Regions from separate parts of the Homo sapiens genome. Here region 1 is linked to region 2. The links are chromatin loops, found by intact Hi-C in ENCODE. Cell type or tissue: B cell. All regions are shown on one strand. Links, peaks and the distances in the headings refer to the core of each region. The heading gives the core; the rest is flanking DNA. Region 1 has its middle 19 kb from the start of GOLM2. Region 2 overlaps CTDSPL2 (CTD small phosphatase like 2).

Region 1 (16,631 bases), core at 7,513-12,512, 230 kb after region 2:
ACAGCAGAAATAGAAAGGTCCTCCTGAAGCTTCCAGTCTCTTCCTCCTTTACCAGTGCCCAACCAGGGGAACACTGTATTCAGTTTCCTCCTTGAGAACATTTTTCAACAGCTCCCATGCCCTGCTGCTCCCAAGTGATGGAAGTGACCACTATCTTACTGTGCCTGCATGATGTCCTCTAGTTTTCTATTGTAGCAGTTTATTTTGCTGACTCTACAGTAGACTTTTGGTAGATTTTTTTTTTTTGAGATGGAGTCTTGCTCTGTTGCCCAGGCTGGAGTGCAGTGGCACAATCTCGGCTCACTGCAACCTCTGCCTCCTGGGTTCAAGCAATTCTCCTGCCTTAGCCTCCTGAGTAGCTGGGACTACAGATGCGCACCACCATGCCCAACTAATTTTTTGTATTTTTAGTAGAGACGGGGTTTCACCATGTTGGCCATGATGGTCTTGATCTCCCAACATCGTGATCCACCCGCCTTGGCCTCCCAAAGTTTTGGAATTACAGGCGTGAGCCACCACACCCAGCTGGTAGATGTTTTTCTGCAGGACCACATTATAAGATAGTATGAGGTAGGCTGTGATTTTGTTTTGACACCACACCATTAGGCTTTTTTTTCCCCTTCTCCAATGCCTGCTCACTTCTTTCTTTTCCATTTATCTGAAACTTTTTTTTTGAGACAGTGTCTCACTCTGTCACCCAGGCTGGAGATCAGTGACACAATCATGGCTCACGGCAACCTCGACCTCCCTGGCTCAAGCAATACTCCTGCTTCAGCCTCCCAAGTAGGTGGGGACTACAGACACACACAACCACACCTGGCTAATTTTTAAATTTTTTGTAGAGACGGTGTCTTTCTGTGTTGCCCAGGCTGGTCTCAAACTCCTGGGCTCAAGCAGTCCTCCCGCCTCGGCCTCCCAAAGCATTGGGATTTACAGGCGTGAGCCATCGTGCCCAGCCTAAAACATTTTTAAAATACTCTCTTATTCATTTCATTCTTTTTTTCTTTATATCCTTGAATTATGGAATTTTAGAACAGGAAGGGAATTTAGAGATTACCTAGTCTAAAACTCCTATTTAATAGATGAAGATAAAAATCCAGAGAAGTATTGCGATTTAAAATTATTCTATTTGGCCAGGCGTGGTGGCTCACGCCTGTAATCCCAGCACTTTGGGAGGCTGAGGCAGGTGGATCAGGAGGTCAAGATATCGAGACCATCCTGGCCAACATGGTGAAACCCTGTCTCTACTAAAAATACAAAAATTAGCTGGGCATGGTGGTGCGCGCCTGTAGTCCCAGCTACTCAGGAGCCTGAAGCAGGAGAATCGCTTGAACCCAGGAGGCAGAGGTTGCAGTGAGCTGAGATTGTGCCACTGCACTCCAGCCTGGTGACAGAGCAAGACTCGGTCTCAAAAAAAAAAATTATTCTATTCTACCAGTCAAAGGCAGACATAGGATGAGAATACAAGCTTTCTTCAAGATCCAGCATAAATCCTCACCCTCTGAGAGCTTCTTCCAAATTCCAGCTCAGCTCACATATTTTTCATCTGAATTTTGCAATTATTGTCTACATCATTGCGTATATTATCTACATTTATTGTCTGCATCATTTTGGCAATAATCAGAGTATAATACTGCCTTGCACTGCTACTCAAGTCTTTCACATTGGTTTGACTTGACTCTCCAGTTAGCTGTAAACTCTGGAAAGCACAGATTTTTCACTTTTATTTTCTCTGCTGGCAGTTAATGATATTAAGCAGATATGTACTGAGTGAATTAATGGGCACATAGTAGGGATTCAAATATTTTTTGACTGATTAGTCATCACTTCTCACCTATCTTTTCAAAATATAGTGGTTCTTGTTCCTTAACATTTGCTTCTATTTCCATTGTAATTTTTAAAAACCATACTTAGATTTTTGGCAAGCAATGAAAAGATGGTCATGCCTCTGCACAGTCTGCTGCAATGTATTTTTTCTACACTTGGCAGAAAACCCAAGGTTTCTGCCCTATTTTTTGTTCTCTGCCCTGCAGTTCATCTAATCTTCTAGCTCATGGTGGCTTTCTCTGCTAGATATTGTTCTGAAGAGTGACCCAATTAAATATGGCCCCATTTGATGCAGTGGGACTTTATGTGGGGCTAGTTTCAGATGACCACCTTGTAATTTTCCGAACCTTTATTTATGTAGTTTTTTTTTTTTTCATTCCTCAGCACCTGCTGCAGATGCTAGTGTGCCATCACAATAAATCCTCCTGTGCTGACTTTCAGGCAGAAGACACAGCTGTGAGCAGAGCTGGTCATGTGTCATCTACTGCTTTTTAAGCAGATCCTCGTGTGTATCCATTGTCTGAGCTTTAAGTAGAAGCTTTTTTAACCTACATAGTTTTTCACTGAATCTGTTAGTTTCAGCATGCTGTTTGTGTTGTTTTCAGTAGTGCAATTCCTGATATCTATCAAGTAAACACCATTAAGGATTGAGCTCACTTCATGCTCCTGTTCAGGTGCTATGTTTTGATTTGTCGGTATCCCAGAGAAGCAGCCCATTGCATCCAAGGCCAGAACAGAAGGCAGCGATTGCAAAACATCATATTTTGTAGCAGGACGATGTAGTAACTTTGAAATACTGATCCTTATTAACATATTGGTGTGCACAATGCTTTCTTTTGGCATCTGAGTATTGATGGGATTATTTTAAATCCATATTAAAAATTACTCCAAAGCAGGCAGATTGCTTGAACCCAGGAGACCAGCCTGAGCAACATAGTAAAACCCATCTCTACAAAATATACAAAAATTTGCTGGACATGGTGGCCCATGCCTATGGTCCCAGCTACTTGGGAGGCTGAGGTGGGAGGATCATTTGAGCAAGAGGATGAGGCTGCAGTGAGCCATGATCACACCACTGTACTCCAGCTTTGGCGATGGGAGTGAGACCATGTCTCAAAAAATGAAAATAAAACAAATTACTGATATTTAACTGGGCACAGTGGTTCATGCCTGTAATGCCAACACTTTGGGAGGTTGAGGCGGGAGGATCATTTGAGGCCAGGAGTTCAAGACTAGCCTGGGCAACACAGTGAGACCCCATCTCTATTAAAAAAAATTTTTTTTTTGGCCGGGCATGGTGGCTCATGCCTGTAATCCTAGCACTTTGGGAGTCCAAGGCGGGAGGATCACAAGTTCAGGAGATCGAGACCGTCTTGGCCAACATGGTGAAACACCATCTCTACTAAAATACAAAAAATTAGCCAGGCGTAGTGGTGCGTGCCTGTAATCCCAGCTACTTGGGAGACTGAGGAAGGGGAATCTCTTGAACCCCGGAGGCAGAGGTTGCAGTGAGCTGAGATGGCGCAACTGCACTCCAGCCTGGTGACAGAACAAGACTCCATCTCAAAAACAAAAACAAAAACAAAAAACAACTTTGGGAGGCCAAGGCGGGTGGATCACCTGAGGTCAGGAGTTCAAGACCAGCCTGAACAACATGGTGAAACCCCATCTCAAAATACAAAAAAAAATTAGCTGGGCGTGGTGGCAGGCGCCTATAATCCCAGCTACTCTGGAGGCTGAGGCAGGAGAATTGCTTGAACCCAGGAGGTGGAGGTTGCAGTGAGCTGAGATTGCACTGTTGCACTCCAGCCTGGCTGACGAGCAAAATACTCTGTCTCAAAAAAAGAAAAAAAAATTTTTTTTTTTTAATTAGCCAGGCATGGTGTCATGTGCCCGTAGTCCCACGTACTCAGGAGGCTGAGGTGGGAGGATCGCTTGAGCCCAGGAGGTCAAGGCTGCAGTGAGTTGTGATTACACCACTGCTCTCCAGCCCGGGCGACAGAGCAAGACCCTGTCTCAAAAAAACCAACCAAACAAACAAACAAACTACGGATATTTTAAAGCAAATCTGTTAATTTCCATAGCCAGGTAAGTTATTTCAAATGATATGTAGCTAGACCACACTCAGTACATACTGTGCTATTTCATGCCTCCATGCCTTGGAACACTCTGTTTCTCTTTGCTAGAATGCACTCCCTTTGCATTCTCCTAAGTCTTTTAAGATACTATTTGAATGTCTCTTACAAAACAATTTCATCTTTGTGCCTCTACTACACCTAATTTACATGTTTGGTATTACACTTACTATAAGTGTATTACTGCTATTTAGTTTATACATATGTCACCTTGTTATAGATTGTGAGATCCCTAAAGATAAGGACTATGTCCTTATCTTTCCACCATTTAGCACTGTGGCTGACATATATCATGTTTGATAAAGGAACATGATTTATTTCCTCTGGGTGGTATTTGACTAATCCTTGGTCTTTCTATCACATATAAAGAAAATCCTAAAATAGATGAATTTTTCATGTTGAATTGTCTGAATTCGTATGAATGTATGAATTTGGGGGTGTTTTTTAAAAGTGGAAATAATTTAATGTTTTTTAATGCTTATGAACATGCTCAGAGCAAAAAAAAAAAAAATCAGATAGTCAGAATGGGAAAACAAACAGTGAAAATCACCAACAGTTTCATCCACCAAAGTAAAACCACAGTTAACATTCTAGCATAGAGCTTTCCAGACTTTTTCCTTTTTCCTTTTTTTTTTTTTTTTTTTTTTTTTTGAGATAGAGTCTTGCTTTATCACCCAGGCTGGAGTTCAGTGGCACAACCATAACTCACTGTAACTTCGGACTCCTGGGCTCAAGCCATCCTCAGTCTCCCAAGTAGCTGAGATCACAGGTGCATGCCACCATGCCCAGGTAATTTTTATTTTTGCAGAGATGGGGGTCTCACTATATTACCAAGGCTGATCTTGAACTTCTGGCGTCAAGTGATCCTCCCTCCTCGGCCTCCCAAAGCACAGGATTACAGGCATGAGCCACCACTCCTGGGCCCATCAATGCATTTTTAATGCATATCAAAAGTACCATGTGTATTGTTTTGTGACCTGCTTTTTCACTTAACAATATCTTGCAGGCAACTTTCCATGTAATAAATTTATTGCTACATATCCGTTTTTGGTCAATGCATAGAACGATGTACTATATACTTTATTTAACGAATCTCCTATAGATGATCACTAAGTATTTTAGGTAGCTTCTTATGGTCGCCCAGAACAAAGACATCCCTCAAGACACTTTATTTTTATTTTATTATTATTATTTTTAGAGAGAGTCTTAGTCTGTCACCCAGGCTGGAGTGCAGTGGTGCAATCCTGGCTCACTGCAACCTCTACCTCCTGGGTTCAAACGATTCTCATGCTTCAGCCTCCCGAGTAGCTGGGATGCATGCCACGACACCCAGCTAATTTTTGTATTTTTAGTAGACATAGGGTTTCGCCATGTTGGCCAGGCTGGTTTCGAACTCCTGACCTCAGGTGATCCACCCACCTCGGCCTCCTAAAATGCTGGGATTATAGGCATAAGCCACCATGCCCAGCTGGCAAGATACTTTAAAAATGTAGGAAAGACTCATTCAGATTTCCTCAAGGATCAAGAGGGCAAGTTAAAGGATGTTCAGTCCATAGATCAAAACTGGAACCAGAAGTCCATCTATCAGGACACAGCTCTATAAACCAACTACTCTTTCTGACACTTCTTTTTTTTTCTGACTGAGTCTTGCTCTGTTGTCCAGGCTGGAATGCAGTGGTGTGATCTCAGCTCACTGCAACCTCCACCTCCCGGCTTCAAGCCATTTTCCTGCCTCAGCCTCCCCAGTAGCTGGGATTACAGGCACCTGCCACCATGCCCAGCTAATTTTTGTATTTTTAGTAGAGATGGGGTTTCACCATGTTGTTCAGGCTGGTCATGAACTCCTGACTTCAGGTGTTCTGCCCGCCTCAGCCTCCCAAAGTGCTGGGGTTATAGGCATGAGCCACTGCGCCCAGCCTCTTTCTGACACTTCTGTCTCTCCTCTCATCTCCATGTCTCCCCAATTTTCTCTTCTTCTTCAGAGTTTTTGCTTCCTCTCAACTTCCACTTGTACAGAGCTTTGACTTGGCTTGCTCTCGTCTCCTACATGTGATATTCTTTTGGTTTCTGTCCCTTATTGTCAGTAAGTAGAAGTTCAGATATTTTTATCCTATACCCAGAGGATGATCTTGTACACTCCACTTGAGATCCCCGGTGTAGAAGTGAAAGAAGTAGCGAGAAATGGAGGTGAAGAGATAAGTGGGGGCCAGATCATAGAGAGCTCATATTAAAGAGTCTGGCTTTTTACCCAAGAGTAAGAGAAAACCACTAAAAGATTTTAGGAATATTTATGATTTAGGAAGACTTTTCTAGCTAAGTGTGATTGTGCCTGCAAGTCTGTAGATGGCAGGAAGGCTAGTTGAGAGACTGTTGCAACAATTCATATGAGAAACATTAGAGTCCAAGAAACATCCCAGAAACAGTTTTTAACTTGGACAGTTCTATCAGTGCTGGGGGCATTCCCTGAAACAGGAACTCTGGAGAGCTGATGAGCTTACAAGTCGTTTCTATAAGGCAGAAGGTTTTCTAGTTGAACGAAAAATTACACATTACTTCACTAAGTCCTTGAAGATCTTCATCTGACAACCTCAGACCTTTTCTACTCTCAAATTCTATTCAAGAGCTGTTTGGGGTTGTGGTTGTCTTAAGTCTTAAACCATGAAGCTAATTTTTACTCCTCTAGCTTTATCCTTTGTCATAATGAAATAAATTTTCTTGACTGAATAACATGTCATGCCTTTTACCTCCTCCTGCCAATGTGTGACGGATATGTAAGAAAAAAATACTAAAAAAATTTTTGATAATCCATTCACAAAGTGTGATCTTTCTCCATGTTCCCCCCACCACCCCACTTTTTGTTACACTTTCTCTTTCTCCTCCTCCTCTTCCCTCTGGGAAGTCGTTTTGAAGGAACAGGCATCTGTCTAGACTGTTTCTTATTTCTAGAAAGTATTAGGTGGATGACTGATGCTTCAGAAATATGGATTCCAAAGAAAAAGGAAACAAGATTACTGGGGTTTAGTCAACTAGCTTTACAACAAGACACAAACAATTCCCTTAGTCTAGTAGTAGAATGGTAGGTATGGGCCTGGAAAGGTTCATTCATCATGCCTGATGTTCCTCACATCTGGGCCTGCCTTTTATTCCTCAAGAAGAACTTATCCTAGCAAGACTGATGGCCAGCTCTCCTGAGCATTCTCGAAGCTGAAGCAGGATACCTCTCCACTGTCTTTCCTCCTTTTCCTCTCCCACTCAAAGATAATTTTTGGGTGAGAGCAAATTAAGTCTAGGAATTTACTAACTTGAAACATTACTTTTTAAAGTGTATGTCTTAGCTATAGTATTATTTATCTATAACTTTGGCTAAAGTAGTAAGACCTGATCCATCTGACTTAAATCCATTGAAATGTGTTCCCCCAAAACCCTATCAAAGAATTTACAACTTCTATCTCTTACTTAGGACTCCTTTAACTGTAGTTTACATATCTTAGAGTTTTTCTAGATGGATACATAGAAACAGCATTTCCCTGGAACAGAGGCTCATAAAAATGATGGTATAGGCCAGGTGCAGTGGCTTATGCCTGTAATCCCAACAGTTTGGGAGGTCAAGGTAGGTGGATCACTGAGGTCAGGAGTTCAAGACCATTCTGGGCAATACAGAGAGACCTGTCTCTACAAAAAAAGTTTATTTATTTATTTATTTATTTTTATTTTTATTTTTTTTTGAGACAGTCTCACTCTGTCGCCCAGGCTGGAGTGCAGTGGCGCAATCTCGGCCACTGCAAGCTCTGCCTCCTGGGTTCAAGCCATTCTCCTGCCTCAGCCTCTGGAGTAGCTGGGACTACAGGCGACCGCCACCACGCCCAGCTAATTTTTTTGTATTTTTAGTAGAGACAGGGGTTTCACCGTGTTAGCCAGGATGGTCTTGATCTCCTGACCTTGTGATCCACCTGCCTCGGCCTCCCAAAGTGCTGGGATTACAGGCGTGAGCCACCACGCACGGCCACTGGAGATGTAATTTACATACCATAATGTTCACCCATTTAAAGTGTATAATTCAATGATTTTTAGTATAGTTACAGAGCTGTGCAACAATTGCTACTATCTAATTCCAGATTATTTCCATTATACCAAAAAGAAATCCATAAGCAGTCACTCTCCATTCTTCCTCCCCCTAGGTCTAGGCCTACTTTTTGACTCTATGGATTTACCAGTTCTGGACATTTCATATAAATGGTATCATACTATATGGGGTTTTTTGTGATTGGATTATTTCACTTAGCATAATGTGTTTGAGCTTCATCTATGTTTTTAGCATGTATCAATACTTCATTACTATTTTTTTTTTTTTTTTTTTGAGACAGAGTCTTTCTCTGTCACCCAGGCTGGAGTGCAATGTCGCGATCTTGGCTCACCGCAACCTCCGCTTCCCGAGTTCAAGCGATTCTCCTGCCTCAGCCTCCTGAGTACTTGGGATTACAGGCGCCCGCCACCACGCCTGGCTAATTTGTGTGTGTGTGTGTGTGTGTGTGTGTTTTTAGTAGAGATGGGGTTTCACTGTGTTTGCCAGGATGGTCTCAATCTCCTGACCTCATGATCCGCCAGCCTTGGCCTCCCAAAGTGCTGAGATTACAGACGTGAGCCACCACGCTTGGCCAATGCAAGTCTTTTCTTTTTTTTTTTTTTTGAGACGGAGTCTCGCTCTGTCGCCCAGGCCGGACTGCGGACTGCGGACTGCAGTGGCGCAATCTCGGCTCACTGCAAGCTCCGCTTCCCGGGTTCACGCCATTCTCCTGCCTCAGCCTCCCGAGTAGCTGGGACTACAGGCGCCAGCCACCGCGCCCGGCTAATTTTTTTTGTATTTTTTTTTAGTAGAGACGGGGTTTCACCTTGTTAGCCAGGATGGTCTCGATCTCCTGACCTCAAGATCCACCCGCCTCGGCCTCCCAAAGTGCTGGAATTACAGGCGTGAGCCACCACGCTTGGCCAATGCAAGTCTTTTCAAAGAATTTATTACTCTTGACTTGTGCACAAGTCATGGCCTTTATTTTCTAGCTCTGCAAATTACTGTTGTTAACCCAGCACTTATATACCTGCTTATCACTTTTATTATCTGTTTTAATAATAGAGATCACAGAAAAGTGAAATGCAATGCAAAACAAATCCCAGCCCAGTTTGCAAACACCAAGCATGAGCAAGAGGCCAAGTGAGCTGCCAGCCTCTCATTCAACCTTATGTTCCTAGTGCAACAAGCAGCAGCAGTTCTGTATCACAGTGATGTTATAGAACCTGTAGCCAGTCTAGGCCCTGTGATTCATGTTCCCTACATATCTGATTGTATCTAGTTTGCAATGTGAAAATCCACTGTAGAAGAAATGTCTGTAAGTGTAAGTTGCTATGGAAACGTGGAGAAAGAAATACTTAATTCCTTCTTGGAGGTACCAGGGGGATTGAAGTTCAGGGAAGGTTGCCCATTTGATCTGAGTTTTGAGTAAGGAGAGAATGTGTTCGTAGGTATACAAGGGGGGACAGGCACATCCAGGTGAGGATACATCATGAAGAAACAGGAAACATTGCTGTGGAAGTTTAGAGAATGGAAATTTGTCTGTCATGGCTGAAACAAGGTTTTTTGAAAGCCAATTTTCAAATAAGTTTTAAAATAATGTAAATGTACATCTATTCTATTGTGTAGAACTAGTATATCTTATATCCTAAGAACAGGCATTGCTATTCCTCAATCACTTCTCAATGACTTATTTAGATAATTTTACTCACATTAATCTGCATTAATTTTCTTCCCATTAGCCATTTTTCTCTAAGAGTTACTATAATTTACAAAAGGTACTGGCAGTCTGTGATAAAAATATATATCCACGTACAGTCATTCACGTGGCTTGGGGGCTGAAAACTGAGCTCTAAGCAGGATATCTAGATGTTGGCATGTCCTTCAAGGAACTCCATGAACCTGGGCAAGTTGCTCAACTTGTTTTGACCTCAACATTTTTTATGGGTAAAACAAGATGATCTCTAAGATCCCTTCGACTATAATGGTCCTTTCAGATGGTGAATTGTGAACTAAGCAGCCTAATGTCCTATCTGGCTAGGAGATTTGCCTTACATGCCTGGAACAAGACAGAAATTAAAATATTTATGTCCTAAGAAAGGGTCTCTCAGGTAGAGACCCCTAGACAATGATGGGGCAAGGCAAATAACCTCACACTTAAGTACATGATAAACTGCTGCCCATGCTAATCTGTCATTAAAGTTTGGTTAAATTAGAATCAGAAATTTGTAGACATGAGCAGTGCTATTTTGTTGTTGTTGTTGTTTTGAGGCAGGGTCTTGCTCTGTCACCCAGGCTGGAGTGCAGTGGTGTGATCACAACTCACTGCAGCCTCAATCTCCTGGGCTCAAGTGATCCTCCCACCTCAGCCTCTCAACTAGGTTGGACTACAGGTGTGCACCACCATGCCCAGTTAATGTTTTTTTTAAAAAAAAATTTAGAGATAGGGTCTCAATATGTTGCCCAGGCTAGTTTTGAACTCTTGGCCTCAAGTGATACTCCTGTCTTGGCCTCCCAAAGTATTGGGATTACAGGTATAAGCCACCACAATTGGCCACTATGCTTTTTTAAAAATTGTAGTAAAAGGCCAGGCACGGTGGCTCACGCCTGTAATTCCAGCACTTTGGGACGCCAAGGTGGGCGGATCACTAGGTCAGGAGTTCAAGACCAGCCTGGCCAACATGGTGAAACCCTGTCTTTACTAAAAATATAAAAATTAGCTGGGTGTGGTGGTGTGCACCTGTAATCCCAGCTACTTGGGAGGCTGAGGCAGGAGAATCGCTTGAACCCAGGAGGCGGAGGCTGCAGTGAGCCAAGACTGTAACACTGCACCCTAGCCTGGGCGACAGAGTGAGACTCAGTCTCAAAAAAGAAAATATTGTAGTAAAATACACAGAACATGAAGTTTACCATTTTAACCATTTTTAGGTGTACAATTCAGTTGTATTATGTACATTCACAATATTGTGTAATCATCATCACTAACTATAAATGCTATGCTTTCGTGTTTTGTTTTTCCTCCCTTAGTTTCCTTAGATAATGTTATTTTAAATAAATCTTCTCCCTCAGCTGAATGAAAAGAAAAGAAACTTTTTCGCTTGGGCATGGTGGCTCACGCCTGTATTCCCAGCACTTTGGGAGGCCGAGGTGGGTGGATCACGAGGTCAGGAGATCGAGACCATCCTAACTAACACGGTGAAACCCCGTCTCTACTAAAAATACAAAAAATTAGCCAGGCGTGGTGGCGGGCACCTGTAGTCCCAGCTACTTGGGAGGCTGAAGCAGGAGAATGGCGTGAACCCGGGAGGCGGAGCTTGCAGTGAGCCGAGATAGCACCACTGCACTCCAGCCTGGGCGACAGAGTGAGACTCTGTCTCAAAAAAAAAAAAAAAAGAAAAGGAAAGAAAAAAAACTTTTTCATATCGCCATTACAGTTTTTCTTTTTCTTTCTTTCTTTCTTTTTTTTTTTAAGAGGCAGGGGTCTCACTATGTTGCCCAAGCTGGATTCAAACTCCTGGACCTATGCAATCCTCCATCCTGAGCCTCCAGAGTAGCTGGGACTATGGCATGTGCCAGTGCATCAGGCTACAGTGGTTCTTAACTTGGAGATCCTTTTCCCCCTCAGGGGACTTTTGGCAATGTCTGGATACTATTGACATCTAGTGGGTATAGGCTAGCAATGTTGCTAAACATCCTACAATGTACAAAACAGTTGCCCACTCGCCCCCCGCACAACAAAGAATTATCTAGCCCCAAATGTCATTAGTGTTGCTTTTGTGATTCCTTGCTCTTTCAGAATCAGTCTGGGGCTCTATGCCTCTCTCTCTCAGCAATGGAGAGGCATGGTGGTAATAAGATTGGAAAAGTTTTGAAACCCAAGGAAATACAGCAAGACCCAGGCAGATAAAGAGAAGAAACCAAATAAGGATGAACTGTGAACATTAATTCCTTTTCTCCTAGTGATCCCCTCATTGTGTTGCTCTCTAATTCTATGTTAGTGGTCATTTTATAACTGTTCCTGTAGTACAATACTTATCAACAGCATGACTACAATGGTGAAAGGACAGGACCAAGATGCAAGAGGCCCAAACAGTGAAAGGCAGTGTTTAATTACTTCTTCATTTGGAATGAGTTATTTCTAAGAAGCAGTCTTCTCTTGAAATTTGACTTCTATTGTACCTTGATCATTGGCATCTGACCCTCAGTTTCCTGGATATGCTAGTAATATGTCTGGTCCTGATTGTGGATTGTTTGCAATCTTTTTCCAAGAGGAATATTAGTTTGGTTAGTAGTCTCAGTGGAACTTCCTAGCAGAAAAAAATAAGCAGTAATTCCTCTTCTAACTTCACTCTTGGCCGGGTGTGGTGGCTCACACCTGTAATCCCAGGACTTTGGGAGGCCAAGGTAGGAGGATCGCTTGATGTCAGGAGACCAGCCTGGGCAACATGGCAAAATCCTGTCTCTACTAAAAATACAAAAATTAGCTGGGCATGGTGGTGTATGCCTGTGGTCCCAGCTACTTGGGAGGCAGAGGTAGAAGGATCGCTTGAGCCCAGGGTGGAGTTTTTTGTTTGTTATGGTAGTTTGTTTGTTTTTTAATTTTTATTTATTTATTTACTTTTATACACATGAGCCACCACGCCAGGCCAATTAGACCAGTTTTTAAATTTTAAGAGTTTGACTGCTCATTTTAAGACTATAAGTCATTTTGACACAGACCTATGTTAGAAATGAGCTGAATTGTCCTAAGACCTAAATATGGGGAAATGGCCAGGTTGTTAAGTTCCGTACTTAAATGTTTTATGAAGTCTCAAATGATTGCTGCTAAGAGAGGATCCTAACTTTTGATCCAATGAGAAATAATTTGCTCATGGAATGAGGAACAGAGATAACAGAGTGGGGAGGTTCCCAGGATGCGGCTTGCCTTTCCTCCCTCCCCGCCCAACAAAAGAACAGAGGTAGCTATACCAGCACTTCCCAAATTGTGCTCCATGGGACAATAATGCCTACAAAGTCAGCAAGTGTTAAGACAAAAATTGGGGGGGTGGTGGGGTTAAAACCAGGATGCAAACTAATTATTAGGTTCCCTAAGTGAAAATGTCAGTGCTCCAAGAAGCAGACATCAATTAGAATGCTTTTTCAACATAGTTTCCTTATTTTTCACTCAAGGTAACATTCAGTAATTACTGGATATTTCCTGCACTGGCTTATCAGCCATCTGCTCCTGGTAATCTTGCCCCTAGAATTTTGTCAAAGTTCCAACCAGAAACAGAGATTGACCCTGCCCGTCTCAGTAAGACCTGACCTGATTTCTGCTCCCTGCTCCCCAGGTTATCTGCCTTCTTCTCGTTTAATCAAGAAGATTGATAGGCTGGGCGTGGTGGCTCAAACCGGTAATCCCAGCATTTTGGGAGTCTGAGGCAGGCGAATTACTTGAGTTCACGAGTGAGACCAGACTGGGCAACATCTATTAAAAATACAAAAACTTAGCTGAGCGTGGTGGCAGGTGCCTGTAGTCTCACCTACTCGGGTGGCAGAGGTGGGAGGATCACTTGAACCGGGAGGCAGAGGTTGCAGTGAGCTGAGATCGTGCTGCTGCACTGCAGCCTGGGCAACACAGCCAGACCCTGTCTCCAGAAAAAAAAAAAAAGATTGATAGTGAAGACATCCAATTATAACTTTTTCTTTCTCATTTGGAGCGCTAAAAGGTAAGCATCTTCTCGTCTCCACTAGAAATATTATAAGGTGGTAAGCGTTTTTGTAATGTAGTATATTTGATATGCTCTTTCCTTTCCTCTGATATAATTTATATGCTTTATGTTGTGGAAAAAGAACAACTTAAGGTTGTTCTTAACCTAAACTTAATACGTTATTTTCGCAGTGACTGCTTAGCTCTGCAAGTGATGTTCAGGATGTTCACATATTCACAGGCATGTGGTCACAGACTCACCCTGCTATTCAACACCTACAGAGTTAATAGGTTTCCTTATACATGAATATTCATAGCAGCATTATTCGTAATAGCCAAAAGGTGGAAACAAATTAAATGTTTTCTAACTGAATATTTAACAAAATGTGGCATATCTATATACTGGAATATTATTTGGCAATAAAGAACAATGTGGTCTGGATTTCATATTATTAAAGTCAATGTTGGCCAGGTGCAGTGGCTCACGACTGTAATCCCAGCACTTTGGGAGGCCAAGGCAGGTGGATCACAAGGTCAGCAGTTCGAGACCAGCCTGGCCAACATAGTGAAACCCCGTATCTACTAAAAATACGAAAAAAAAAAAAATTAGCCGGGCATGGTGGCAGTCTCTTGTAATCCCAGCTACTTGGGAGGCTGAGGCAGGAGAGTCACTTGAACTTGGGAGGCAGAGATTGCAGTTAGCCGAGATCATGCCACTGCACTCCAGCCTGGGTGAGAGAGCAAGACTCCATCTCAAAATAAAATAAAGTCAATGTTAATAAGATTTTAAAAGTTATTTTTTTGGAATGTAAGCGCTTGGAAAACTTAAAGGCCAGAAATGATAACAGTAATGGGAAAGCTCCAGAGTGTGAAGTTAAAGGGCCATGAGAAGGGTTCAGGCTTGTTTTTGTTCATTTTGATCAACCAATCTGTTATTATTATTATTATCATTATTATTTGAGATGAAGTCTCGCTCTGTCTCCCAGACTGGAGTGCAGTGGTGCAATCTTGGCTGACTGCAACCTCCGCCTCCTGGATTCAAGCGATTCTGCTGCCTCAGCTTCCTGAGTAGCTGGGATTACAGGTGTGTGCAACCATGCCCAGCCAATTTTTATATTTTTAGTAGAGATGGGGTTTCATCATCTGGCAAGGCTGGTCTTGAACTCCTGACCTTGTGATCCACCCTCCTCGGCCTCCCAAAGTGCTGGGATTACAGGCATGACCCACTGTGTCTGGCCCCAATCTGTTATTTTTTTTATTATTATTTTTTGAGACGGAGTCTCGCTCTGTCGCCCAGGCTGGGGTGCAGTGGTGCGATCTCGGCTCACTGCAAGCTCTGCCTCCTGGGTTCACGCCACTCTCCTGCCTCAGCGTCCCAAGTAGCTGGGACCACAGGCGCTTGCTACCACGCCCGGCTAATATTTTGTATTTTTAGTAGAGATGGGATTTCACCGTGTTAGCCAGGATAGTCTCGATCTCCTGACCTCGTGATCCGCCCACCTCAGCCTCCCAAAGTGCTGGGATTATAGGCGTGAGCCACCGTGCCTGGCCCCCAATCTGTTATTTTTAAGCCACAATAACAAAAACGTCTTTATTGCTGCCATTACTGAAAAAAAGAACTTTATTATTTTTTCTTATATCTCAATTCTTCCCATTGAGACCATCAACTTTTAAATGCAATTTTTAAATAATGTGTGTTTTTTTTTTTTTTTTTTTTTGAGACAGAGTCTCACTCTGTCTTGCCCAGGCTGGAGTGCAGTAGTGTGATCTTGGCTCACTGCAAACTCTGCCACCCGAGTTCAAGTGATTCTCCTGCCTCAGCCTCCCTAGTAGCTGGGATTACAGGAACCTGCTACCGCACCTGGCTAATTTTTGTAGTTTTAGTAGAGACGGGGTTTCACCATCTTGGCCAGGCTGGTCTTGAACTCCTGACCTCGTGATCCGCCCACCTCAGCCTCCCAAAGTGCTGGGATTACAGGCATGAGCCACTGCGCCCAGCTGATAACGTGATGTTTTAAACCCAAGTTGTGCAAATAACACAACAGTGCCTTTATTTGCTGCTTATTGAATTCTACCTTGTAATACTTTATCTCTCAGATTGTAAGCTTATTGAAGACAGGAATCATACCATTCATCTTCATATTTCATTTCTCCCTTGGCTTCAGAAAAAGACTACCATGTCTAACACATAGGCACTGAATACCTTTTTTTTCTTCAGTGAAATTGAATGGGAATTTTAAAATTATGATCTTTTTTAAACCTTTTTTATTGTGAAATCAGCAAGGCAGAAAAGAGCACAATACAAAAATGTATAGCTCAACAAATTATCCACAAAGCAACATCCATGTAGCTATTACTCAGCTCAATAAAAACATTACCAGCAACCCTCTCTCAATCACTATCCCCTTTGTTCTCCCAAAGGTAACTATTATCTTGACTTTTGTAAACACATACTCTTAAATACTGTAGGTTAGTCTGGCCTGGTTTTTAAAACTTACTACAAATGGAATAACACTGAACAGGAAGAGAAAACCTTGAAATATTCAGAGCTGAAAATGATTAAGGTGAGTATTTTTTAGATGCCTGCCCCCCGCCACATTTTCTCTCCCTCTCTACCTGCCCCAGAAAAAGGAAGCCCTAATTCCTTAGTTCTCTAAACCTGCTCATCCAAGAGGCAGTTACCCTAGAGGAGCCGCCTGCTGGAGCATCCCGCCCAACACATTGCCGTGTGAAGAGCTCCCCTGCTGCTACTGACTCCGGATGACTGGGATCCATCAGGAAACTCCGTCCAAGGGCACTAATTGTGCATGTGTTCTTTTGTATCTCAGATTCACCTATAATGAATCCATAATGTTGTAAATAGATTTGTACCTAAAATTCATCCATAATCATCCATAATGTTGCATATAGATTTAGC
Region 2 (16,631 bases), core at 6,996-11,995:
CAGTGACTTCCAGATTAGGTCAAAGCTATAACTTCATTGTGCATACTACTACTTTAACTATACTTAAATATAACATGCATCTTAAAATTTGACATTGCTTTCAAAATGTGTTTGTTTACTGGGGATAAGAGGTGGCACTGAAGATAAAGGAATATATTGCTAGAGTGTTTCTTTACTATGAGAATGGAAAGAGTAACTGTTGAAAATAATAGTTCCTATCCTCAGAACAGATTCACCATGTGAACAAGAAGGTGTTTCAGTATTAAAAGACACAGGCAGAGAATGAGGGAGGAAAGTGGGAAGAAACGTAGAAAGGTACTGGGCTGGGGTTAGGGCCACATGGGGTTGTGCCATGTGATGCAAAGGAAAATCTCAGAAACAGAAGTAGAGATGAGACATAAGGCCAGCAGCGTCTAAGTTATTTGGATATAGGTAAGCGTGAACAGAAATATATAAGTCAAGAAGCACTACGTACTGTCTGGTAAGAACAAATAAAGAACATCTGTCAGGTACATATAATACAATGAGTTTAACTCTTGAGACTACCATTACTTTATTGTGTTAGGTCAGAGATACAAAAACAGACAGATGCACACATAGACATGCCTCCAAATGCTTCAAAATCTATTCTACAAATAGCATTAGCTCCATTTTTCTTCTAATTTTACTCTCATACAAAGATTCCTTTCCTGAGCTGCCTACTTCCCATTTTCTACATTTCCTTAATCCACTCCTTTCTCTACTTAGTATTTTACCTTCTTGAAACTTGCAGCTCTTCAAAATTATGTAATCTCCCAAAGGCCAAAAGCTTCATTTCAGTCTAGTATACATGTTTCTTCAAATCGATAATATTTTATTTATAGTACAAATAATTTTAATATTTTCTCAGTAAACCAAATATATTGTGGAAAATGTCAAAAGTTTAAAAATAATGCCTAAAGCCATAATAAGAAATAATTATATTTAAAAAACTATTCAAGATTGACTACTACTTGAAGATACAGATTTATGAACATGTTCATTATGCAAAACTTTTAAAATGAAAATCTATCAGAATATCTGTAAAAGAGTGTTGTGGTGCCAGGCATGGTGGCTCACGCCTGTAATCCCAGCACTTTGGGAGGCCAAGACGAGTGGATCGCCTGAGGTCAGGAGTTTGAGACCAGCCAGACTAACATGTTGAAACCCTGTCTCTACTAAATATACTACTAAATATACAAAAATTAGCTGGACGTGGTGGCATGCACCTGTAGTCCCAGCTACTGGGGAGGCTGAGACCGGAGAATTGCTTGAACCCAGGAGACAGAGGTTGCAGTGAGCCAAGATGCGCTACTGCACTCCAGTCTGGGCAACAGAGTGAGACTCCGTCTCAAAAAAAAAAAGGTGTTGTGAACTGATTTTACCAAAATTTAAATTTTACACAGAAAATGAATATATATATATATATTTTTAAATGGAGTCTCGCCCTGTTGCCCAGGCTGGAGTGCAATGGTGTGGTCTCAGCTCACTGCAACCTCCGTCTCCCAGGTTTAAGCGATTCTCCTGCCTCAGCCTCCCAAGTAGCTGGGGCTATAGGCGCATGCCACCACAACCGGCTAATTTTTGTATTTTTAGTAGAGACGGGGTTTTGACATGTCAGCAAGGCAAGTGATCTGCCTGCCTTGGCCTCCCAAAGTCCTGGGATTATAGGCATGAGCCACCGCACCCAGCCATATATATAATTTCAAAAAACCCACTACACTACTACTACTTGATATGAATAATACTTGATGGTCTATTTTTTTGTGTGTTAAGATAAAAATTGTATATAGATAGTACTGAAAGGCTATTAATAGTTAACATAGCTGGATTTTTAAAAAAGTAGTCATTGGCTGGGCGTGGTAGGTCACGCCTGTAATCCCAGCACTTTGAGAGGCCAAGGCGGGCGGATCACCTGAAGTCAGGAGTTCAAGACCAGCCTGGCCAACATGGTGGAAACCCCGTCTCTACTAAAAATGCAAAAAATTAGCTGGGCATGGTGGTGGTGCACGCCTGTAGTCCCAGCTACTTGAAAGGCTGAAGCAGGAGAATCACTGGAACAGCGAAGGTGGAGGTTGCACTGAGCTGAGATCACACCACTGCACTCCAGCCTGGGTGATCAAGCAAGACTGTGTCTCAAAAAAATTAAAAAATAAAAAAAATAAAAATAAAAAAGGCAGTCATTAAAATGATAATCCACTTATAAACTGATTCTACATATTATGTGGTAAAGTCTAAATTAAAACTCACATCGAATTATATAATTTCAAGTTATATACTTAGTAATTTCTACTAGTTTATCAAACCTTAATCTAATATCATAGATAATTTTAACAGTATGACCCCCCCAAAAATTACATGTGAGTCTTTTTAGGAAAAACATTTCTAAATGATTTTTAGGCCCAGATAATATGACCATAACTTTCTTTTTTTATTTTTTGAGATGGAGTCTCACTCTGTCACCCAGGCTGGAGTGCAGTGGTGCGATTTCAGCTCACTACAACCTCCACCTCCCGGGTTCAAGCAATTCTCTGCCTCAGCCTCCCGAATAGCTCAGCTGACAGGGCTCCGCCACCATGCCTAAGTTTTTTGTATTTTTAGTAGACACAGGGTTTCACCATCTCGGCCAGGCTGGTCTTGAACTCCTGACCTCGTGATCCACCCGCCTCAGCCTCCCAAAGTGCTGGGATTACAGGGGCTAGCCACAGCGCCCGGCAGACCATAACTTTCAAAAAGAAACATCTTTGAAACTTTTTCCATGACATCCTTCCAACCTATTGCTACATTGTGGCAATAGGTTTTAAAAAATGATGAATCCAAGGAATCATCCACTTTAGAGTATGACATCTGTTTTCTTTTAATCAAAAAGATGACTGGTAGGTGCTATTTCTTATTTAATTAAGCAAGAAGAATTAAAACAGTAGAAAATAAACAAAGTTGGGGAACATAAAGAATGAGATGCAGCCAGGTGTGGTGGCTCAATGTCTATAATCCTAAAATGCTAGGGCATTTTGGGAGGCCGAGGTGAAAGGATCACTGGAGCCCAGGAGTTTTGAGACTAGCCTGGGCAACATGGCGAAACCCTGTCTCTACAAAAAAATACAAAAATTAGCCAGGCGTGGTGGCACTCGCCCGTAGTCCCGGCTACTCAGGGGGCTGAGGCAGGAGAATTGCTTGAACCCAGGAGGTTGAGGCTGCAGTGAGATGTGATCATGTCACTGTACTCTAGCCTGGGTGGCAGAATGAAACCCTGTCTCCAAAAAAAAAAAGAAAAAAAAAGAATGAGATGCTACAATTAACTGAAAAAATCTTATCTTACCATCAGTAGATACCACAAGTGTACAAGTGGCTGTACCAATTTTTTAACTCTTCTGTATACCTCAGTTTCCCTATCTATAAAATACAGGATATAACAACAATATCTACATCATAAGGTGGTTGTGAAGATTAAATAAGTTAATACACGTAAAGTACCTAGAACAGTGTCTGGTACATTCAAAGTGCCAATAGCTATTAGCTATTATTATCTATCTCATTGTTTAAAAGTAATCAGTCACAAGAAGAGCTGGAGTGAGTATGATTCTATTGGGCAGAACTGGGCAACCTCAATTCCAAAGAGAAAGCCCTACAGCCAAAATCTATACTTTTGGAAGAGGGAGATAACAAACTGTTTCAGTAAACTGTTTAATTTAGTTCACATGTTCTTAGCATCAATACCAGAACTTAAAGATAAAACCCAAACCTTCTCCAAAGAAAGAGGGTTATTCAGGTAGGCCCTAGAGTGGTCTCAATTTCATAACCCACTGAGTGATGTTACAGTAGTAATCTTTTGCTTCATGAAAATTCCAATAAGAGGTAGACAGATGCTGGGGGTAGTATTTGTAGGTGGATAAATTTGGGATGAATAGGTAAACACTAAAACCAATAAAAATAAAAACAAAACAACAAAAAATCCCTAAATTAAAAGCTCCTGCGGCTGGGTGCAGTGGCTCACGCCTACAATCCCAGCACTTTGGGAGGCCGAGGTGGGCAGATAGTTGAGGACAGGAGTTCATGACCAGCCTGGCCAACATGGTGAAACCCCATCTCTACTAAAAATACAAAAATTAGCTCGGCATGGTGGCCCATGCCTGTAATCCCAGCTACTCAGAAGGCTGAGGCAGGAGAATCGCTTGAACCCAGGAGGTGGAGGTTGCAGTGAGCTGAGATGGTGCCACCATACTCTAGCCTGGGCGACAGAGTAGCGAGACTCAGTCTTATTTAAAAAAAAAAACAAAAAACAAACAAAAAAAGCCAGGCGCGGTGGCTCACGCCTGTAATCTCAGCACTTTGGGAGGCCGAGGTGGGCGGATCACGAGGTCAGGAGATTGAGACCGTCCTGGCTTACACGGTGAAACCCTGTCTCTACTAAAAATACAAAAAAATTAGCCGGGTGTAGTGGCAGGCGCCTGTAGTCCCAGCTACTCGGGAGGCTGAGGCAGGAGAATGGCGTGAACCTGGGAGGCGGAGCTGGCAGTGAGCCAAGATTGTGCCACTGCATTCCAGCCTGGGCGACAGAGCGAGACTCTGTCTCAAAAAAAAAGTTCCTGCAAAACCTTACTCAAACAGAAATCAACCTGAAAAGAAATTTTTTAAAGAGTACAGGCAGGGCACGGTGGCTCACATCTGTAATCTCAGCACTTTGGGAGTCTGAACTGGGTGGATTGCTTGAGCCCAGGAGTTTGAGACCAGCCTGGGCAACACAGAGAAACCCCGTCTCTACAAAACATACAAAAAAGGGCATGGTGGCACATTCCTGTAGTCCCAGCTACTGTTTGGGAGGCTGAGGTGAGAAGACGGTTTGAGCCTGGAAGATAGAGGCTATAGTGAGCAGAGATTGTGTCAATGCACTCCAGTCTGGGTGACACAGCGACACCATGCCTCCAAAAAAAAAAAAAAAAAAAAAGTCAAAGTAGGATAAAATGAAGCTTAATGTATTCATATAGGTGATTTATATGATTTATATTAAAAGTTACCAATGGGGCTGGGCATGGTGGCTCATGCCTCATGCCGGTAATCCCAGCATTTTGGGAGGCCGAGGTGGGCAGATCACTTGAGGTGAGGAGTTCAAGACCAGCCTGGCCAACAGGGTAAAACCCCATCTCTACTAAAAATACAAAAATTAGCCGGCCTCAGTAGCACGTGCCTATAATCCTAGTTATTCGGGAGGCTGAGGCAGGAGAATTTCTTGAACCTGGGAGGCAGAGATTGTGGTGAGCCAAGATAGCGCCATTGCACTCCAGCCTGGGCAACAGATTGAGACTCTGTCTCAAAAAAAAAAAAAAAAAAAAAAGTTACCAATGAAGCATAATTTTCATCAGGGAAAAATTGGCCATTATATTGTATGTACATATATTTGCATATGTTAAAAAACTTGATGTATTTACATTAATAAAAGTTTAGTCAAAACAATGGCCATTTTAGTAAAACAAAAATGTTACCTTTAAACTCAAACTCTAAACTTCAAAGGAAATGAAGCCTCCAATTTAATGTAATCAACTGTCACACCTTCTAAATTTATAGCCATTAAATAAGAACTTTCCACATAGTATGTTTTCTTTTCTTTTCTTTTTTTTTTTTTTTGGGAGACAGAGTCTCGCTCTGTTGCCCAGCCTAGAGTGCAATGGTGCGATTTCGGCTCACTGCAACCTCTCCCTCCCGGGTTCAAGCAATTCTCCCGTCTCAGCCTCCCGAGTAGCTGAGATTACAGGCACCTGCCACCACGCCCAGCTAATTTCTTTTTTTTAGTAGAGACAGGGTTTCACCATGTTGTTTAGGCTGGTCTCGAACTCTCTGACCTCAGGTGATCCACCTGCCTCAGCCTCCCAAAGTGCTGGGATTAGAGGTGTGAGCCACCATGGCTGGCCCGTATGTTTTTTCTCCTTCTTTTTTTTCTTTTTGAGACTGGCTCTCTGTCACCCAGGGTGGAGTGCAGTGGCGTGATCACAGCTCACTAGGGCCTGAAGCTCTCGGGGTTCCGGTGATCTTCCCACCTCAGCTTCCCAAGTAGCTGGGACTAGAGGTGTGTGCCACCTATTTTTGCATTTTTTGTGGAGACAAGGTCTCACTACATTGCCCAGGCTGGTCTTGAACTCCTGAGCTCAAGCCATCCACCCACCTAGGGCTCCCAAAGTGCTATCATTACAGGCATGAGCCACCACACCTGGCCTCTATTTTATTTTAATGAATTGCTCCTAATTTTGAAAGATACATTTTAGACAAAGAATCCCCATAAAATATATTTTTCCATATTTTTGAGAAATAGAGAACTATTGGTTTCATTTGTATCTTTTCCTTTTTTTAGCCAATTAATAATGAATAATTATGATGAAAAAATTAGTACCAATAACTAAACATACTAATAAGGATGGGAAAGTGACTTTAAAATTATTCTAAAGTAGTATTTTTAATATTCATCTACAATTAATTATTGAATTATTGTTCCCTACAAGCTAAAATATTAGTTTTATCCTCTATACTATGCAACTATGACCCTGAAATGGTTGTCTGATTTCTCAGCCTCCTGGCTCAAGCAATCCTCCTGCCTCAGCCTATCGAGTAGCTGGGACTATAGGTGCTCCCCACCATGCCCGGCTAATTTTTTTTTTTTGGAAGGGACAGGATCTCACACTATCTTGCCCAGGCCGGTCTCAAACTCCCAGGCTCAAGCATTCCTCTCACCTCAGCCTCCCAGTGCAGGGATTACAAGCAAGCCACTGCCCCGGCCTCAAAAGTTTTTTTTAGGCTACTTTTGTAGATGAATCTCAAGAACAATGTGCATGTTGGTTAGTATCAATTTAAGCCAGAACTTGAGAAAAAAATTAGGTATTTACTACAAAATTATAAATTTAAATGATTGGTTTCTTTCCTTCATGAAGCAAAAATAAAGCTGACTTTTCTAGAAAAGACTGTAAAGAGGAGACAGAAGCAACTGACCCTCTACTTCTCTTGTTCTTTCTTTTCTTTTTTGAGATGGAGACTCGCTTTGTCGCCCAGGCTGGAGTGCAGTGGCGCAATCTTGGCTCACTGCAACCTCCGCCTCCTGGGTTCAAGTGATTTTCCTGCCTCAGCCTCCTGAGTAGCTGGGATTACAGGCACCTGCCACCACGCCCGGCTAATTTTTTTTATTTTTTTGTGGAGATAGGGTTTTGCCATGTTGGCCAGGGTGGTCCTGAACTCCTGGCCTCAGGTGATCTGCCCATCTCCGCCTCCCAAAGTGCTGGGATTACAGGCGTGAGCCACTGCACCTGGTTCTACTTCTCTTGTTCTGTGATATGAAAATTATCCTAAGCTGTAAGATTCCCAAGAAAACTGAAAGAATGGGGACGCGGGTAAGCTTTGCTAACCGTGGCCTTCCCCATCCACCTCTTCCCCCAACTTTTCCCATAAAAGCAACCTCTACTAATAAAACAAAGCATCTTTTACAAGTAGCTCCCTACAGGGATCCTATCTGTCCTTGAGTGCTTACCACAATCTGATTTCTGGACAGCTGACCCAAAGTTTGTTGATTTTACTGATCTTCAGAAAGCCACTGACTGGCTAAAGTCTTATTGGTGAACAGAGTCAAAAATCAGATGCCCCTGCCAAGCTTTACAGAATGAGGAGTTGGACAACACAGTTACGTTTGGCTGCACTGTGGTGAAACATATGAGGTATCTTCTTTTTGTCTTCAATCAGCCACATTTGGGCTGAGTAGTTCTATTACATCTTCAAAAAACTGAGCTCCAGTTCTTGATGGAGACAGAGGAAGGTCATTGAGGAGGTGGTTCAGCTCAAGAGCTAAGTGAAAAATGTCTTTTGATTCACTCCTGCTTGTGGATAGAAGTCATCTTCGGGATGGAAGAGGGAGTGAGATGACCTAGAGTCTTGAATTGGTGGATCTGCAGGAACAGAAACTAAATACAGTGGAGACCTCTTAACTGAGTAACACCACGAGATGGATTTCCTGACAAAGTGCCAATATAGGCTAAATATAAAGATTAAACATGTGCAATAAAAGTGATCATGCACTTGTTTTTCCAGATATCAAATGCATTTGTACCATTTTATGAATACATGTTTTCTTAATAACTGATTATAAAACAATGTAAAAAAAAAACCAATTTAAGAAAAATAGACCCATTCAAACAAAAAGCCTGTAATTTTGCCTATATGAGTGCCATTTCCTCACGTTTAACAAGTCGGTTCTTTCAAATGACTTTTTATCCATATACAAACTATACTCTGTCTAGTCCACATAGTGTCAGTAGTAACATACATCAAATTTTAATTTGAGATAGATCTTTCAGGTTTTTTTTTAATCCCCTAGAGAAATGAAATTCAAATTACACCTCAAGGTACTAATTTACAATAATCTACCTGCTTACAAATTCTAAGACTTGCATTAACCAAGTTTATTCCTACATATCAACCAAAAGAAGAGTACGTATCATTAAGTCAGGCAATCTTTAAATGTGAGTAGTGGCCACCTCAAAGTTCCCTCAAACTTTGATTTTAAAAAAACTTTAAAGGCCCACAACCAGATTACTGTGGATCTAATTTAAATTTTCTACATACATTTACAAGAATTTTGATGAACATTTGATTACTTACTTCTACTTACAATTTGAATATGTAAATTTACTGTATATACTCTCATAATTATTAGACCAGGAATCAGCAAACTATGGTGGCCAAATGCAGCCTGCCACTGATTTTTGTATATAACGTTGTACTGGGACACAGTCATGCTTTTTCATTTATGTATTGTCCATGGCTACTTTCATGCTGCAATAGCACAAAAAGCAGTCATGACAGGGACCACAAAACCTAAAATATTTACAACTGGCCCTTTATAGAAAAAGGTTGCCAACCCCTGATATAGACAATTATTAAAACATATATAATACAATTAAATTATTTTGAAATGAAACAGAAATAACATGTAGAGTTAAAATTAGTTATAGGTCAACCATAACAAATATACCACAGAAAGAAAAAAAACGTAAAATAAGTCCCAAGAGGACACTCCATCTGGCTTTCAGATGAAAAATTTGATCTTTACATATAAAATATATATACATATATATGTAAATGCTATAAAACTAACATTCAAGAATAATACAGATACACGCTATGGAACTGTTCATTTAAAAATGGTTAATTTTGTCATGTAAATTTCACCTCAATAAATTTTTTAAAAAATAAGAGTATATGCAGTACTTTACAGATTTCTACCTTTAAGTGGGCCACATCATAGTACAGTGGTTAAAGATTTAAGTTACATCTTACCTAATAATGTGGTTTCTCCAATATCTCTTAGATCATCTCAGACCCTTGTGTATATTTCTTCTTTGCCAGTAGATGGAGACAACACCACTGAAAGTTTAAAAGACATCATTCCCTGTTTAAAGGGAGCTTGCTGGTCTGAAAACTGGGGGAACCCTAACCCAAAGATTTCTTCATTTATTTTTTAAAAGACAGAATGGCTATGCCAAAATAAGAAATCCAAGGGAATGTACCCAATATTAACTACGGATATCCTCAAAAATTTACTAAAAAGTAACTAAACTCTGTCTGTGATATGGTAACTAAATCGTATTAAAGTGCAATCATCTCTATAGCTTATAAGGTTCAAACTACCTGCTCTGTGCTCTCATTTAGGCTAGATCATTTATTTTTCAGTTTCAGAAAGTGTAACTCAGAATACATAAGAAAAAGAGTTGTCTGAATTCCACAGAGGTAGATGCAGTACATACATACAGTATTTTAATTAGTCATATATGCTGCTAGAAGCTTTTTATTCAAAATAAGACAACTATCCAGATCCACATGAAATAATAAGAACTTTAAAAAGAGAGTTAAAGCAGAAATGGTAGAAGCAGTAAGAAAAAAATTCAATTTTATGATCATACTGAAGAGAAACGCTCATGAAAGGGAAGAATCAAATTTACCTACTTAAGTTTCTTATTCACTACTAAGAATTACATAAACAGAACAAAAACCATCTGTAAGAAATAAATTTCAATTTCAAACCTAGAAGCTTAAGAAGTCATCTCAAAATCATTGTTTATCTATATTTTTCAATTAATAGCTTTCCTTTCCAAATTCAAAGCCTTAAAGCCATTTTTTTCAAATGCAATCACGAAAAACACCCAAAAGCAAAAAACAAAGAAAAACCCCAACAAGGTTATCGAGCTTAAAAGAGAAAACTAAGATATCACTATACTATTTACATCTGCCACAAGGACTCCTGTCCTTAAAGTCCACTAAACAAGAACAACAAATTTGATAAAAAAGGTCTTAAGAAAAATACTTGCCTTAAACCAAATAATCATCAGTTTTGAAAGGGAACAGAAAAATCTTTAAATCTTTTAATTTTATGTACATTTTGCTTACCCCCGATTATACATCAGGACTAAAATCAGCTTACATAAAAAGTGAATTCAGTATTCAAATATTTATTGCCATAGCTACAATACCTACCCTAGGTTAAAACTAGAACTGACAACTAAAATAAATCCTCTTACAACTCATTACTAGACAAAGTAGGTTAAAGTAGCCATGAACCACAAACTTCTATTTAACTCTTAAATTTCACGGTTTCTGTGAGACATCAACTATTATCTGCCAAGAAAACTATAACCACATTCTAACTGCCTTTAAGAGCACATAAACAACCAAACACATTTTCATCATCCACATGGCAAGCACTCTGTGACTTTACTAAGTTAATCTTTAGGCTGGCTCCCTCTTGACAGACAACAAACTTTTCGATTCCCAATCTTTCAACTATTATATAATGCAAATAATGCTAGTTAAATAACAACCTCCAAAACAGAAACGTACTTTGCAATTTTCAAAGTGTATTCACTTATATTATTAACTCAATCTTATAATAATGGAAAAACCTTAAAGTAAAAACTATGGCCAGCACACATAATCCACAGTGAAATGTTAATGATATTTGTATTTTGCACTGTTACCTGTCCATCAGCACAGATGAGAGAGAAATGCTCAAACTAAAATGCCCTAAGTAAAACAATAACTAGAAGAGTGTCCTGGAATTCTAAGATTAATTATAAAAGAGATGTACTAAAGTGTAATTTTCACAGACCACATTACTACTATAGGAAATAAAATGATCAACAAGGAATGAGTTTTCTTTGTATTAATTGGATTTTTGGAAAACAAAAACAAAAACACCAGGAGTTAACCTGGCAAGTTCCTCTTGAGGATCTATGATGTCAGTGCTCCTGCCTCCACCTGCTGGCAAACAGATTATGAAACTAGCTGAGATCTCAAGGTAAGAAAGTTAGCATTTTTGGAGTAACAAATTAATGTTGTTTTATGTAATATCTAGCATGATGCTAATTTTGTTAATAAATCATTAAAATGTTGATGAAATCCATTATACTTCTACAGAAAAACACATTTAATGTCACATACACACAAAAAAAATACAAAAGTTTTTTTTATCAGAATGTTACCTATCAGGCCAAAAATCATCAAAAAAATTTTAATTACCTGATAAATGACATCTTGGAAAAGGACTGGAAAAGTAAGTGCTGCATCTTCTAGCTCATTTAGACTACAATGCACTAGTGTTTCATCCTTAAAATAAAAAACAGAAATTGAATGAAACAAGATAGTAAAAGAAACTTCAAAGGATACTTTTATCCTTAATCACCAAAACACTAAAGCACCCATTCATATGTTGAATTTTACATTTATAATATATTACTATATGTGGCACAGCAATTTGGGGTAGGAGTTTCTAAAGTCACTAGTTCTCAGGTATAGCTCCTGGACTAGCAAGCAGAATAAACATCATTTGAGAACTAGTTAGAAATGCAAATGTTAACCTCACTTCTGATGATCAGAAACTCAGGGGAGGGGATGGGTCTCAGCAATCTCTGTGTTTTTTTTATTTTTATTTTTTGAGACAGAGTCTCGCTCTCAGGCTGGAGTGCAGTGGTGCGATCTCAGCTCACCGCAACCTCCACCTCCTGGGTTCAAACGATTCTCCTGCCTCAGCCTCCTGAGTAGCTGGGATTACAGGCGCCAGCAATCACGTCTGGCTAATTTTTGTATTTTTAGTAGAGACAGGGTTTCACCATGTTGGTCAGGCTGGTCTCGAACTCCTGACCTCAGGAACATGCCTTGGCCTCCCAAAGTGCTGGGATTACAGAAGTGAGCCACCGTGCCTGGCAACAATGTCTGTTTTTAGAAGCCCTTCGGATTCTGACACATGCTCAAGTTTGAGAAGCAAGGCTTTGAGTTCTGCAGTTGCCAACTTTCAGTTAAACCCACATGCATGCTACTTTTTTACAATCAGCAAATGTAAGTGTAGAATCTAATTATTAAAAATATATACTCTGTTCATTTAACTCCTTATCCTCCAACTTTTTATAAAGCATCTTACTTTAAGTAGATGTTTTAGTATCTCACAAATTACGTTTCATGTAATTTTACTCAGCACCAGATGATCTAGGTTCACTGCAACCTCCACTTCCCGGGATCAAGTGATTCTCCTGCCTCAGCCTCCCAAGCAGCTGAAATTACAGGCGCCCACCACCACGCCCGGCTAATTTTTGTATTTTTAGTGGAGATGGGGTTTCACTATATTGGTCAGGCTGGTCTCAAACTCCTGGACTCAAGTATCTGCCCGCCTTGGCCTCCCAAAGTGCTGGGATTACAAGCGTGAGCCACTGTGCCTGACCTAGATAAATTTTCTTTCCTTCCTTTTAAAATTGAAATGAGATCTCACTTTGTTGCCCAGGCTGCAATGCAGTGGCACAATTGTAGCTCACTGCCGCCTCAAACTCCTGGCCTCAAGGGATCCTCCTCTCTCGGCCTCCCGAGTAGCTGGGACTACACGCTTGCAACACCAGGCTCATTCATTTTTTGTAGAGACGTGGGTCTCACTATGTTGTCTAGGCTGGTCTCAAATTCCTGGGCTGAATGGAGCCTCCCAAAGTGCTGGAATTACAGGCATGAGCCACTGTGCCTGGCTAAGATAAATTTTCTATGAGAGCTAAACCACATCTCCAAATATAGGGTACCAATTATAGGGTTCCAGTAACAAATGCTTAATAATAAAATATTTTCCAATATGACATGAGATACATTTTTACTAATATCAAGAAATTAGTTCCTTCCTCAATCCCAGGGCTTCACTTTACTAGCCTTAAAAAAAGTAAACAGATTTTAAAAATGCAAAATTAATAAGAAATCAAGAGGCAGAGGGGAAATGTGACTATATATTAAATTTGGTTAGCAAATGATAGGAGATCATTGTTTTCAAAGCTTTTCTGGTACCCTAAAATATCATTTTTTTTTCTGAGACAGAATCTTGCCCTGTTGCCCAGGCTGGAGCACAGTGATATGATCTCAGCTCACTGCAACCTCCGTCTCCTGGGTTCTAGTGATTCTTGTGCCTCAGCCTCCAGAGTAGCTGAGATTACAGGTGTGTATCACCATGCCCAGCTAATTTTTGAATTTCTAGTAGAGAATGGGTTTTGCCATGTTGGTCAGGCTGGTCTCAAACTCCTGGCTTCAAGTGATCGGCCAAAAGTTCGGCCTCCCAAAGTTCTAGGATTACAGGCATGAGCTACCACACCCAGTCCCTAAAATACAAATTTTTAAATCACATCAAGATATCATACTGGGGCCGGGCTCAGTGGCTCATGCCTGTAATTCCAACACTTTGGGAGGCCGAGGCGGGCGGATCATGAGGTCAGGAGGTCGAGACCATCTTGGCTAACAAGGTGAAACCCCGTCTCTACAAAAAATACACAACAAAAAATTAGCCGGGCATGGTGGCAGGCGCCTGTAGTCCCAGCTACTCGGGAGGCTGAGGCAGGAGAATTGTGTAAACCCGGGAGGCGGAGCTTGCAGTGAGCTGAGATCGCACCACTGCACTCCAGCCTGGGCGACAGAGCGAGACTCCATCTCAAAAAAATAAGAAATTGTGCTTTTGAGACTATTAATAAAAAGTGTATTGGTATAATATATATGTAAAAATAAGAATAAGAAAAGGGTTATGGTCTTGCATATGGTTAATTAAGTTGACCCAAATTATTTTTGGTCCTTCAGGAAAACATGATCCTGACAAAAAAAAGGGAAAGCTAACATAAGCATGATTCTAAAAAAGAATTTCACCCCTTTATTCTCTCTACCTCTACAGATAATATACTTACCAAGTCTAAAACTAGGGAGAATTCCGGTGTGCTTCTTGTTTTCAACGGAAGAGCAGGTTTCCTATTTAGTTGTTCTTCTGTCAGTGGCGGGACATGTTTGATGAAATAATAGCTATAAATCAGATTTTAAGAAAATTTCAACATTTTACTTTTTATACATATAGAACATTACTAAGCTCAGCCCATTTAAAAATCTATAAAGCAGTTAACCCAGAAAACAAAACTTATAAAACATATTAATAAAAGTGAAAACATACAAATTAGTATCTCTGTAAAATAGTAACAGCTGTTTTTGTTTGTTTGTTTTTGAGACAGTCTCACTCTATCACAGGTCACTGTAACCTCTGCCTCCTGGGCTCAAGTGATCCTCCCACCTCACCTTCCCTAATAGCTGGGACTACAGGCATGTGCCACCGTGTCCGGCCAATTTCTGTATTTTTTATAGGGACGAGGTTTTGCCACGTTGCCCAGGTTGGTCTTGAACTCCAGGCTCAAACAATCTGCCTGCCTGGGTCTCTCAAAGTGCTGGGATGAGCCACTGCACCCAGCCCCATTAAAAGTTTCAAATACCTACAGGTCACATATCTTGGCAATATACTATTTAGCCACCAATCCACATATATAACGTACTCTCATCATGCTCCAAAAAGGAAAGAAAAAAAGAGAAAAAAGCAACTCACGGGTCAAATACTTCCCAGTCTTCTTCATAGGTGGCCTCCGCGTGGGCTGATGAATAACCACTATCTGGAGTTACTGGTGCTATTTAACATAGTGAAAGAAAAAATGTTGCTTTTACTTAATGCTTCATGAAATATATATTTTTACTGCTTCTATCTAAGATCTTCCTAAAGCCTTGTGTATTTTAAAGACAGAAATAACTTGTAAACACCTAAAAGCCAATTTATTAACATACAGATCTAACTTTAGATCTAAAGGGAAAAATGACCACTATAGAAAAAATGGCAAACCAGATCATGGCTAGAATTAAGATGTTTATCAGCTAAGAAAAAATCTACTACTTATTACTAGAAAAATATACACCAAAAAATGTAATCTTCTAATTGTATGGTGTTTACATGTAATCACCAAAAAATTTCATGGTGCTCTTATAGGGGTAATAGTTCATAAAATGCCTTGTACATACACGCAGTCAGTAAATGTATGCTGACAACAGACCCAAATGTAGGTTTTTTGTGTTTTTTTTTTGAGATGGAGTCTCGATCTGTCGCCCAGGCTAGAGTGCAAATGGCATGATCTCAACTCACTGCAACCTCCACCCCACAGGTTCAAGCGATTCTCCTGCCTCAGCCTTGTGAGCAGCTGGGATTAGACACGTGCCACCACACCTGGCTGATTTTTGTATTTTTGGTAGAGACTGGGTTTCTCCATGTTGGTCTGGCTGGTCTCAAACACCCAACCCCAGGTGATCCGTGCACCTCAACCTCCCAAAGTGTTGGGATTACAGGCGTGAGCCACTGCGCCCGGACCATGAACAGTCTTTAAAAAGTTCATGAGCCCTTTGAAGATTTATTTTAAAAAACTGTATGTTCCCAGGAATCTCAAGACTATGATCTCTTTTTTTTTTTTTTTGAGGCGGAGTCTCGCTCTGTCACCCAGGCTGGAGTGCAGTGGCGTGATCTTGGCTCACTGCAGGCTCTGCCTCCCAAGTAGCTGGGACTACAGGCATGTGCCACCACACCTGGCTAATTATTGTATTTTTAGTAGAGACGGGGTTTCACAGTGTTAGCTAGGATGCTCTCGATCTCCTGACCTCATGATCCACCGGCCTCGGCCTCCCAAAGTGCTAGAATTCCAGGCGTGAGCCACCGCACCCGGCCACGACTATAATCTTAAAAAATTAAGAAATGCAGCCAGGAGTGGTGGCGGGCGCCTGTAATCCCAGCACTTTGGGAGGCCAAGGCAGGCGGATCACCTGAGGTCAGGAGTTCGAGATCAGCCTGACAAACATGGAGAAACCCCATTTCTATAGAAATACAAAATTAGCTGGGCATGGTGGCACATGCCTGTAATCCCAGCTATTCAGGAGGCTAAGGCAGAAGAATCGCTTGAACCCGGGAAGCAGAGGTTGCAGTGAGCCGAGATTGTGTCATTGCACTCTAGCCTGGGCAACAAGAGCAAAACTCCATCTCAAAAAGAAAAACAAAAAATTAAGAAATGCTACTCTATGCAGACATTCTGTTTTTTTCTTTGTTTGTTTGTGTTGAGGCGGAGTCTCAATCTGTTGCCCAGGCTGGAGTGCAGTGGCGCGATCTGGGCTCACTGTAACCTCCGCCTCACCGGTTCAAGCAAATCTCCTGCCTCAGCCTCCCGAGTGGCTGGGATTATATGCACCTGCTACCACGCCCGGCTAATTTTTTGTATTTTTAGTAGAGA

What was found. A loop is a pair of places that touch in the nucleus more often than their neighbours do. Peaks named below come from ENCODE experiments on the same cell type or tissue, not always from the same donor. Only the 100,000 strongest peaks of a DNase experiment are listed, where the experiment ranks them.
Region 1: it touches region 2 in a loop (7-fold over the local background); 5 of 110 quality-filtered maps call a loop at or near these places.

Annotation. Positions count from the first base shown.
Region 1 is chr15:44,260,995-44,277,625 of GRCh38, reverse strand. No RefSeq gene overlaps it. Among named protein-coding and RNA genes, the nearest start is that of GOLM2, 19 kb to the left of the region's middle. RefSeq lists a silencer at 15,505-15,710. In B cell, for the core only: no CTCF peak of the experiment used is centred there; no DNase peak of the experiment used is centred there.
Region 2 is chr15:44,494,745-44,511,375 of GRCh38, reverse strand. It overlaps CTDSPL2 (CTD small phosphatase like 2), which reads right to left. Exons shown (of 13, transcript NM_016396.3): 6 at 14,918-14,996; 7 at 14,238-14,349; 8 at 11,563-11,649. Among named protein-coding and RNA genes, the nearest start is that of EIF3J-DT, 34 kb to the left of the region's middle. In B cell, for the core only: CTCF peaks have their summits at 9,216 and 9,416 (motif pointing right); a DNase peak (open chromatin) is centred at 9,405; H3K27ac peaks cover 397 bases.